Linked DNA regions of Homo sapiens: region 1 is linked to region 2. The links are chromatin loops, found by intact Hi-C in ENCODE. Cell type or tissue: PC-9. All regions are shown on one strand. Each heading gives the region's core, and the rest is flanking DNA. Links, peaks and the distances in the headings are about the cores only. Region 1 holds the start of PGAP6 (post-GPI attachment to proteins 6). Region 2 holds the start of WDR90 (WD repeat domain 90).

What was found. Hi-C counts contacts between places; a loop is a spot of excess contacts. Peaks named below come from ENCODE experiments on the same cell type or tissue, not always from the same donor. Only the 100,000 strongest peaks of a DNase experiment are listed, where the experiment ranks them.
Region 1: it touches region 2 in a loop (4-fold over the local background); 8 of 110 quality-filtered maps call a loop at or near these places.

What each region holds. Positions count from the first base shown.
Region 1 is chr16:380,756-386,212 of GRCh38, forward strand. PGAP6 (post-GPI attachment to proteins 6) reads right to left here and starts at 1,223. Exons shown (of 13, transcript NM_021259.3): 1 at 946-1,223. The coding sequence starts at 1,066. It overlaps LOC100134368 (a long non-coding RNA gene), which reads left to right and starts at 1,486. Exons shown (of 3, transcript NR_024453.2): 1 at 1,486-1,722; 2 at 2,535-2,674. RefSeq lists an enhancer at 316-1,215 and silencers at 650-769, 900-1,049, 1,090-1,319, 1,340-1,689. In PC-9, for the core only: no CTCF peak of the experiment used is centred there; a DNase peak (open chromatin) is centred at 2,776; H3K4me3 peaks cover 2,500 bases; H3K27ac peaks cover 269 bases.
Region 2 is chr16:645,920-651,144 of GRCh38, forward strand. MCRIP2 (MAPK regulated corepressor interacting protein 2) reads left to right here. Exons shown (of 5, transcript NM_138418.4): 3 at 1,498-1,625; 4 at 1,864-1,965; 5 at 2,201-2,555. The coding sequence ends at 2,271. WDR90 (WD repeat domain 90) reads left to right here and starts at 3,446. Exons shown (of 41, transcript NM_145294.5): 1 at 3,446-3,507; 2 at 3,844-3,935; 3 at 4,072-4,248; 4 at 4,335-4,443; 5 at 4,620-4,790; 6 at 5,076-5,184. The coding sequence starts at 3,498. LOC105371038 (a long non-coding RNA gene) reads right to left here and starts at 3,394. Exons shown (of 2, transcript NR_135177.1): 1 at 3,036-3,394; 2 at 2,539-2,696. RefSeq lists enhancers at 2,011-2,060, 3,483-4,305 and silencers at 3,481-3,580, 3,691-3,820. In PC-9, for the core only: a CTCF peak has its summit at 2,289; DNase peaks (open chromatin) are centred at 182 and 3,382; H3K4me3 peaks cover 3,232 bases; H3K27ac peaks cover 2,000 bases.

The DNA.
Region 1 (5,457 bases), core at 205-5,204, 260 kb before region 2:
CGAAAGAAACAGGAGCTCAAAGGAGCATTATTTCAGGGGCAGGGGAGGGGAGGGGCTGGGGGCCGGGAAGTCGGGGAACAGCACCGCATCAGCTGCCGGGCACCTGGGCACCCGCGTGGCTGGGGACGTGTGGGAACTTCCAGCCGGCCAGAAAGGACACGGCCCCTCCAGAGTCCCAGGCCACAGAGGCCGGGGCAAGTCCTCACCATCTCAGGGTGGCCAAGGCCTGACGGTCTCCACACCCACGTCCCTACCCCGTGGAAGGGCTACGCCTTCTCCCTGGTCCAGCCGCCTCCTTGGACCTCAGTCAGGGACGGGGACCCTCAGGGAACAGAAATGCAAAGGGAGCCCGGCGAGTTTCCCAACAAGAGGGGAGAGGGGCGCCCTTTCCTCAGCCCCTCTTCCGCCAGCTGGGAGTCCCTCCTCCCAGAAGCCGGGCCGGCGGCAGGAAGCGGCCGTACCAGGGCTGGGGGTCACTGCGGAAGGGCTGGAGCCATGACGCCCACGGGCCCCCGCTACAGGGTCTAACAACTTTCTCCCGGCTCTGCCCCTCTCTCAGGCCGGACCCGGCCGGTGAGCTCACGGCCCAGCCACTCCTCCCAGCTGGAGTCCCGGGCAGAGTCCCCTGGGCCCCTCCACTTCCCCGCGCCGGGCGCGCCGGACCTGGGCGCTCTGGGAGGAGGAGGGAGGGGAGGGGGCGCTCCAGGGGCCGATGTGGCCCAACCCCGATCGGGGGACCGAGGAGGAAGCGCGGGGTCCCGTCCGCCTCGACCCCTAGGACACGAAGCGCCCCAAAGGGCCACTGTGCACCCCCAACCCGCGGCGGGGACCCCCAACCCCGCGCCGGCGCCAGATGAGCGCACAGGTGCGCCCGGGGTGTCACAATCCCGCCCCGCCCGCAGCCCCGGCCCCACGCCCCCGATGGCGCCCGCGCCTCCCGCTCACCGCTCTTCCCGCTGTAGCCGGCGGAGGCAGGCGGGGGCCGGGCAAGCAGCAGCAGCAGCAGCGGCCCCGCCACCACCGCGGCCACCGCCTCGCCCCCGGTCCCGGTGCCAGCCCGGCCCATGGCTCCGCGCTCGGCCCGGCGCTACCCGGCCCGCGTCCCGCGCCGCCGGCCCCCGCCGCCGCCCGGGCAGCCTCTGCCGCCTCCGCCTCTGCCGCCTCCGCCTCTGCCCCCGGCGCCCATGGCCCGGCCGGTCCCCGCCGCCGTCGCCCCGGGCACTTCCGCCCGCAGGCCCCGCCCCGCAGGCCGAGCCGGGAAGGCGAGGGCGGGGTCGGGGGGCGGGACCGGGGGGGGCGCGGACGCCGGGGGGAGGGGTCACGTGGGGCGCCGGTAGGGGGGAGGGGTCACGTGGGGCGCGCGGGGGACGGACCGGGGCGCGCGCGGTCCGGGGGGACGCTGGAGGGAGGGCGCGGGATGGAGGGATCGCGGGGGTCCCAGGACGGAGAGGTCGCGCCGGGCGCGCTCGGAACACGCAGGAAATTCTCCCCGAGGCGTGGGCTCCGCGGGGCTTCCCCGCCGGTTCGCTGAGTCCCAGCTCCGCTCGGCCGGGACCTCCGTGGCAGGCTCGGGGAGCCCGCGGGGGGCAGAGGCGCCGACCTCCGCCTGGGACCGAGAGGAACCCGCGCCCTGCCCTGCCCCGCCCGGCGCGCGTGGGCCTGAGTCAGGCGCCTCAGCACGGGGACCCCCGGGCCGGCCTTCACGCCGCAGAGCCGCTGCAGGTGCGTGTCAGATCCACGCTTTTATGCACAGACGAGAAGGCTGCTTGTGTTTAGGGACTGTAGTACCCGATCGGGGTGGCGGTTCACACGGGTGCGTGGCATCAACTCCCGGCGCTTTGCACCTGGATGGATTCCCACCATGTAAGATTTGAGCCGAAAAAAGGAAGCGATAAAGCCTAGAAAACTCGGGGAAGCTTTTTCCGTCTTAGGGCCAAGTCGGCTTTTCCAAGCGTGGCACAGAGTCCAGAAGTTCCGCCGCGTCGTGGGTGGGAGGGGGGTGGGGGCGTCTGCAAAGCCAAACTGCATAAGCGAAGTCCAAAAGACGAGCCCCCGACTGGGAGGTGGGGGACACAGCTTGCAGCTCACACCGCAGAGCTCACCTTAATAAGACTAGTAACAGTGCAGTAATAAACAGCTCTAAATCAATCACAGAAACGCTCCCCTAGAAAATACTGAAGGACAGCTGCCAGGGATACGCTGATCCTCCTCCCTCAGCGCAGAAATGCAAATTAAAAACTACTCCAGCTACTCCGGAGGCTGAGGCCAGAGAATCGCCTGAACCCGGGAAGCGGAGGTTGCAGTGAGCCGAGATCGCGCCACCGCACTCCAGCCTGGGCGACAGAGCGAGACTCCGTCTCAAAAAACAAAAACACAAAAACAAAAACAAAAACAAAAAACAAAACACTAAAGTGTCCTTCCCAGGATGTGAGGGTAAAAAGTTTAAAAAAAAAAAAAATTAAAGGAAAACCCCATTAAAGTGACTTCTTTTTCCTTTCACCTAACACATTGGCAAATAAAAACTGTACTAACAGGTGAGACTGTGGCCCACAGACACTGCTTGCAGCAGGCAGAGGATGTGGGAGCCTCGTGGGAACCCCCCCGACTTGTCCACTGAAGTAACAGCAGCAATGACCTTCCCTCGGGAATTCCACCTCTGCGTTTTTCCCTCCAGGTACGTTCACGGAAGTGGCACACTGCATGCGTCCAGTGAGTCAATGTGGCACCGCCTACATGCGTGTCACTGGCCGGTGGGACATTCAAATCATTCATACGGGGTCTAAACGAGACAGAGCGTGGCCGAGACAGGAAAGACAGGAAGCGCTGTGCTGCTTGGAAATGGTCCACCAGGTGCAGCAGTAGCTGCAAGAAAGGAACAGGAAGAACGGTGTGTTCAAAGCTCTACCATTTGTGTAGAAAAGGGAGAAAAACACGTTTCCTTTGTGTGTGTCAAAGGCATCGAATGTCTGGAATGATCCAGCACCGGCTACACTGGTTGACCTTGGAGGAGGAGAGGCGGGGTGGGGATGGGGATGGCCGCAGGGACCATACCTGTTTGTACCTTTTGAACGCCGCAGCGGGTGGTGAGGGTTTACGGAGCGGGGGAGGGGAAGCTGACTCCACGAGCCCAGACCCCTGAAGGCCAGAGCAGCGGAGGTGGAGGGTGTTGGCCGGGGAGGAAGGAAGCCCCGGCTGAGCCTTAAAGAGACCCTTTGTTTCCCGGGAATCCCAGCTGGGCCGTCCTCAGCCCCGACTGAGGGGAAAGGGGGGCTCCCAGGGGTTCTCATTTTAAAGGCACGGAGGTCAGATTGCAGATTTTGCTGAGCCGTGATTTGAGTGTGCTGTGCCGGACTGCACCCAGCAACCAAGGTCAGCACCAGCACCCAGGACTGCTCCAGACCCAGTCCCTGCTCCAGGCTGGGCCCAAGCCCCCCTCCTCCCACTGCCCTCCCCTGAGTGAGTCACCTTAGTCTGAGGTTCCTGTGCCCCAAGTCACCCACCGGAGAGGGAGAGAAGCGGCAGAGCCCCCACTTCCAGTGCTCCAGCTGAGGGCTGGTGAACTTGAAGGTGGGTAAGAATCCCCAGACGGAAGTCCAGAGACGTCTGCTAAGTCACAGAGTGTTGGCAATGGAGAGACTCTTCTGTAACAGGAAACACAGCTCAGTCAGGCTACTGGTCAGGGAAACAAAACAAGCCACTTTGTCAAAAAACAGCCACGCAGCCCTTGCCACAACAGATGCTCACACTTTGCTGGCAGGCATGTGAACCCCCTCAACCTTCTGAAAATTATTGTGCCAACATTAAAATGTAATGGAGAGGGCCGGGCGCGGTGTCTCACGCCTGTAATCCCAGTACTTTGGGAGGCTGAGGCCGGCGGATCACGAGGTCAGGAGATCGAGACCATCCTGGGCTAACATGGTGAAACCCCTTCTCTACTAAAAATATAAAAAGTTAGCCGGGCGTGGTGGCAGGTGCCTGTAGTCCCAGCTACTCCAGAGGCTGAGGCAGGAGAATGGCGTGAACCCAGGAGGTGGAGGTTGCAGTGAGCCAAGATTGCGCCACTGCACTCCAGCCTGGGCGACAGAGCGAGACTCCATCTCAAAAAAAAAAAAAAAGTAACGGAGAGGCCGTACGCGGTGGCTAATGCCTATAATCCCAGCACTTTGGGAGGCTAAGGTGGGCGGGTCACCTGAGGTCAGGAGTTTAAGATCAGCCTGGCCAACATGGCGAATTATTTTTGTCTCTACTAAAAATATAAAAATTAGCCAGGCATGGTGACATGAGCCTGTAATCCCAGCTACTCAGGAGGCTGAGGCAGGAGAATCACTTGAACCCGGGAGGTGGAGCTTGCAGTGAGCAGGGATCAGGCCACTGCACTCCAGCCTGGGCAACCAGAGCAAGTCTCCATCTCAAAAAAAAAAAAAATGTAATGGAGAACACTAAGGCCTAGAGACAGACACACAAGGATGTTTGCAGCAGAACTGCTTGTATTTGGAAAAACCTGGGCGCTCCATGAGGGCAATGGGTAAATAAATCATGCTATAATATACTCTGATTTTTTTTTTTTTTTTTTTTTTGAGACGGAGCCTCACTGTCGCCCAGGCTGGAGTGCAGTGATGCGATCTCGGCTCACGCAAGCTCCACCTCCCGGGTTCACGCCATTCTCCTGCCTCAGCCTCCCGAGTTGCTGGGACTACAGGCGCCCGCTACCATTCCTGGCTAATTTTTTTTGTTTTTAGTAGAGATGGGATTTCACCCTGTTAGCCAGGATGGTCTCGATCTCCTGACCTCATGATCCGCCCGCCTCGGCCTCCCAAAATGCTGGGATTACAGGCATGAGCCACAGCGCCCGGCCTACTCTGATTTTTTTTTTTTTTTTTTTTTTTTGAGATGGAATCTCGCTCTGTCGCCCAGGCTGGAGTGCAGTGGCGCGATCCTGGCTCACTGCAAGCTCCGCCTCCCAGGTTCACGCCATTCTCCTGCCTCAGCCTCCCGAGTAGCTGGGACTACAGGCGCCTGCCAACACACCCGGCTAATTTTTTGTATTTTTAGTAGAGACGGGGTTTCACCATGTTAGCCAGGATGGTCTCGATTTCCTGACCTCGTGATCTGCCCATCTCAGCCTCTCAAAGTGCTGGGATTACAGGCGTGAGCCACCGCGCCCGGCCTACTCTGAATATTTATGCAACTTTTAGATGGGTCTATAAATGTGTCTTCAGAAGGAATGTCAGTAAAGTGAAAAATCCAGTTGCTGGATAACAGGGACGCATCGTATTTCCAAACAAACAGGAAGACCCTCAAGCCCCCTCCCCAGGTCCCCCTCTAGTGAGCCTGGGTGAGGGTAGACTCCAGCTGCCTGCAGCCTGGCCGGAGGGGAGGGTTGCTGGGTGTGGGAGCAGCTTTCCACAGTCGGTGTGCTCTTCGCCCAGCAGCAATAAGCATTATTATAGTTGTCTT
Region 2 (5,225 bases), core at 1-5,000:
ATGGGCTGAAAAAGGGATGGGCTGTGGAGGGGAGAGGAGAGGATGCACTCCACAGCCTTCACCTCCCTGGGCTGAAGTTTGCCCGGAGCAGTGTCCCTGGAAGTGGGAGAGGTTGGCGGTGATCCATAGGTGCTCGCCGGGCCGGTGCCCTTTCCCCCAGAGAGCAGCAGCCTTACGTAACCAGAGCCCCTGGGGCGGTGCCTGCCTCCTGGGGCCCATCTCTGCCCGAGAGCCGCCACCTCCGCCCTTCGATTCACAGCCCCTGGCAATGTTCTTGTCTTCTTAGACATTGATAATCCAACCTCCAAGCTTTCTTGGAGTTTCTGGCTTTCCGAGGTGGGAGTGGGTTGCAGGCAAGGGGGCTTTCCAAGTGGACAAACTTTATTCCCTGTGGTTTGTGCAGAAACTCAGGCAGCGGGCAGGCCTGGGAGGTGCCCCTGCCCCTGTCCCATCTCCACCTGCACGTTTTAAGATCCTCTGTGGCCACCAGACCCTGCCAGCCCTGGGGCCGGCAGGACCCTGCGCCCCTCAAGACACTCCTCTTTATTTTAGTGCCCCTCTCAGCTGAGGAGGAACCGAGAGCGGCGCTGGGGCACCTGAGCCCAGGAAGGCAACAGGCCGGCCGGGACCGCGAGTGCCTGGCGGAGCAGGCGCAGCCCAGGACTCCCGGCTCCCACCTCCGGCTGTAGGTGCGGCCCCATTCCCTCCACGGCCCTGTCCCGGGCTTTGTGTGCTCAGGGCTCGGCCAGCTGGGGCCGCTCATCCCTGCCCTGGGCCCGGCTGGCCGGGACGGGCCCAGGGGCCCACCAGACGTTGCGTGCGGCACTGCGGGAGCCATCTCCTTTGGCATCGCCCCTTGTCTCGGGCCGGTGGGGAGTGGGCGAGGGTTATAGTCACTCTCCCGACTCAGGGACTGCCCATCCCGGCACCCAGTCCTCATCCCATGGGACGTGGGGGCAGCCAGGGAGAGGGCAAAGGCCCCCGTTCCCGTCCAGGTCCATCCGTCCATGGAGGGAAACATCGTGGAGATGGAGGTGCTTCTGTGGGGCGAGAATGTGGCCTAGAACTACACCCAGAGTGGGGGGGTTGGGGCAGAGAGACATGGTCATGGACTGGGTCGTGGCTCAGGTCAGAATCTGGGCTGCTGATGGGATGCAGGTGGCAGCATGGGCACCTGCAAGACCCTCGGGGAGGGGTACTGAGTGGGGCCCGACCAAAGGTTTGGGACACTCTAAGACTGAGGCCCCCACCCTACAGTCACTCACTTCCCTCAGGACACAGGGCTGCAGGTGTGAGCTGAGCTGCCGATGGCTTGGGGACTGCAAGAGAGGCCTGGGCCACCGGCTGCTGTGGGTGGCTGCTCTCTCTGGTTCAGGAAGTGCCTAGGCTGGCCAAGTCTGGGGAAAGTGGGCTGGCCCGGGGCTGCTCCTGAGTTCTGCCAGGCAGCACCGCACCTGGGATGGGCACCAACCATGTCCGTCTCCTCCCTTCCTGCAGTCCAGGGCCAAGGCTTGTGTTCAATCGTGTGAATGGCCGGCGGGCCCCCTCCACGTCCCCATCCTTCGAGGGGACCCAGGAGACCTACACAGTGGCCCACGAGGAGAATGTCCGCTTTGTGTCCGAAGGTAGCGAGCGGGGCCAGAGGGTGCGGCATAGGCTGCTGGGTCGCAAAACCATGGACCCGGGATGGCCCCACTTCAAGCTGACCCACAGCCGCTGCATGGCTGTGCTTTTCCTTGGCACTCTGCCCTTGTGTCCTGTGACCAGCCCTGTGTGGGGCTGGAGTCCAGGGTGACCATCAGGCCCTGGGTGGGCGATGGGGTGCCTGGGACCTGGCTCAGCCCGACTGCCCTCCTCCCACAGCCTGGCAGCAGGTGCAACAGCAGCTGGATGGTGGCCCAGCCGGTGAGGGCGGGCCAAGGCCTGTGCAGTACGTGGAGAGGACCCCCAATCCCCGGCTGCAGAGTGAGCCCCCCAACCCTGTCCCCCCAGGAGAGACCCCCCAGCCCCTCTGATCCTGACCCAGGCCCTGCCAGGTTCCCACCCCAGGGGATGAGGGAGGGGACTCTTGTGCAGAAACCCCTTCTTCCCAGCGCCTGCCGCACTCGGAGTCCGGGTGAGCGGCTTGTGGTTAGCTCCAGGGGAGACTTGCCGGCTGGCCTGGGAGGCAGCATCACTGCCCAGCCTTCTCTGCCCACAGACTTTGTGCCCATTGACCTAGACGAGTGGTGGGCGCAGCAGTTCCTGGCGAGAATCACCAGCTGTTCCTAGTGGCTGCTGGGAGGGGGCGCTGCTACACGGCCGACCTGTCGCCAGGAGAGAAGCATGGCGCCCTGCCCACCCACTGCGCCTGGCTGGGTGCCGGCCACACCTGAAGTGCCAGCATTTGGACTTTTGCACCTTTTTTTCCCTTGGCCCGGCTGTCCCAACCAAGCTGCCATGGCCAAGGGCCGAACCCGTCTGACCTCAGCCCTGCTCACTGTGCCCAGGGACCAGCGACCAGCCCCTGGGGCTGGCAGGGAGGAGCTCCAGGCTAATAAAGTGGAGAAACTGTCTTTTTGGAGTGTCTTTGACTTGGGAGGGTGTAGGGGGGGTTCTCATGTCCAGTTCCAGTCCACAGCCTGGGACGCCAGGCCCAGCACAAACTCCCCTTGTAGCCCTGTTCCTTCAAGCCGTTAGCTTCTCACCCAGCTGCCCTGCGACAGGTAGGAGGGACGTTAGCCAGCCCACCTTGCTTGGAAGTCTGGGGACCCCACTTGGTTCCTCTTTCCTCTCCCGTTGGCGTTGACTGGGACCGAAGCCGAGACTCAAGGCCTAAAGACATTAAATGGCCCCGGAGTGCAGTCCACCACCCCCCACTACCGGCACTGGGGCTGTGTCTCAGAACGCCAGGTCCCATTCTGAATCCGCCGGGCCCGGCCGCAGGACACTGGGCGAAGGAGTACGTGGGGAACCTGATAGGACGAACGTGGGAACCAGCCCCTCCGCGGGCGCCCGCACTACCTTCCCTGATGGACGGGGATGACCCAGCCCACCTGAGTCAGGACCCAGGGTACCCAGGTGTGGAGCAGGGGCCTCTGGACGGCGAGAGAGCGGCAGGGTGAGGCCCGGCCGTCCGTGGCATGGCCAGGCCTCAGCGCGACCTCGCCTCGCTGCTTGCATGCGGCGGGAGCCCCGGCCGGCCGAGGCGCTGACAGGTGGGCGCGGCGGAGGATCCGCAACCGGCGCGGGCTTCGAAGCCGGTCGGGCTAACAGGGGGCTGCCTTGGGAGGCCCGCGGGGCAAAGGGCAGCGGGATTCGCGGCTGGAGCAACCCTGGAGGCCGCTGACGTGAGCGGGGTACTCCCACCGGGGAGGTCACGTGGCCAGGGCGCCGCCATGACGGCGGAAGTAATGGCGGAAGTGGCACCGTTGCCAGGCAGCCGTTGCCTGGCGTCGCGGGGCGTACTCTGCGCTGGGCGCGCGGAGGCCTAGGCGGGAAGCTCGAGCGGCGGCGCCATGGCCCGAGGTAGCGCGCGGCTGGCGGGGGTCCCGAGGATCCCGGGTTCCGGGGTTCCGGGGTCCAGGGTCGGCGGCCGGAGCGCTCAGGGCCCCCGCCTAGGCCCTGAGGCCAGAGTCCCCGCTCAGGCAGGGTCCCGTCTGCCGGGCGCCCACCCTCGGGCTCCCGGAGCTTGGCTTCCCTCGGGCGCCCGGCCTCGTCCCGCCAGCCTAGCTGGCGTTGGCGTCGCCGGGGAAGGCGCGGAGAGCCCCGGCTCCTGCCTGGTCCCCGAGGCCCGGCCCAGCCCCGCAGTGGCCCCGGCTCGCGTGGCCGAGTCCCCTGACGCCCGGCGCCCGCTCCCCGCAGCGTGGCAGCACCCGTTCCTCAACGTCTTCAGACACTTCCGGGTGGACGAGTGGAAGCGCTCCGCCAAGCAGGGGGACGTGGCCGTGGTCACGGTAGGCGGCCGGGGGCTCGCCCGGAGCCCACACCCCTGCCCTGCCCCCAGGAGAGCTGCCCCGCCCCCGAGGGCCCCCTCGCCCCCGCTGCACTTCTTCTGGGTGCTGTCGGTGATGCGGGCTCCCGCTTCTCCAGGACAAGACCCTGAAGGGCGCCGTGTATCGCATTCGGGGCTCAGTCTCTGCCGCCAACTACATCCAGCTCCCTAAGAGCAGCACCCAGTCTCTGGGGCTGACGGGACGATACCTGTATGTGCTCTTTCGGCCCCTGCCCAGCAAGCACTTCGTCATCCACCTCGATGTGTCCTCCAAGGTACGGAGCCCGCGGCTGGGGGCTGCGTGGGAGCCCCGGCACCCCTGCGGCCCCTGTCTCCTCACGGCCCTGCTCCGTCCCCACAGGACAACCAAGTCATCCGTGTGTCTTTCTCCAACCTCTTCAAGGAGTTTAAGTCTACGGCCACGTGGCTCCAGTTTCCCTTGGTCCTGGAGGCCAGGACACCTCAGAGAGGTGACACCAAGATGGGGTGTGGATGATCCAGGACAGGTGGCTGGAGGGAGTTGGTGCAGGCCCAGTGAGGCTCCTCTGCGGCCTGGAGGACAACCTGGCGGGGGCACAAGCTCACAGTTCTGGGAGTCGCGGGCTGTCAGGAGGGTGGGCGCTGACCCTGAGTGCCCATCCTGCAGATCTGGTGGGTTTGGCCCCCTCCGGAGCCCGCTGGACCTGCCTGCAGCTCGATCTGCAGGACGTTCTCCTGGTCTACCTGAACCGGTGCTACGGCCATCTCAAGAGCATCAGGCTGTGCGCCAGCCTGCTGGTCAGGAACCTGTACACCAGTGACCTGTGCTTTGAGCCTGGTGAGGGCCGCACCTGCACTCCCCACTCCATATCTCACCCATGCTCTCAGCCCTGGAGAGGCCCAAGTCCAGGGTGCTTGGGAAAATACAGTGCTCGAGCTGTGCTGTCTCTGAGCTCTGGCCAGAACCCATCCCAGAGGCAGCCCTGGGGTCAGAACCCATCCCAGAGGCAGCCCTGGGGTGGGGCGGTGGCTGGGCTGGTGGCGTGGCAGTGCCTTGGCGGGTGCCCTGTGTTCAGGTGGCTAAACAGCCTCCCTTGACCTGGAACAACCCTGCTCCTTGTAGCCATCTCTGGGGCCCAGTGGGCAAAGCTGCCCGTGACTCCTATGCCTCGGGAAATGGCATTCCCTGTGCCCAAGGGAGAGAGCTGGCATGACCGCTACATCCACGTCCGGTGAGTGGTTCTGCTTCTTTCGAGGGAGGCCTCGGTGGTGG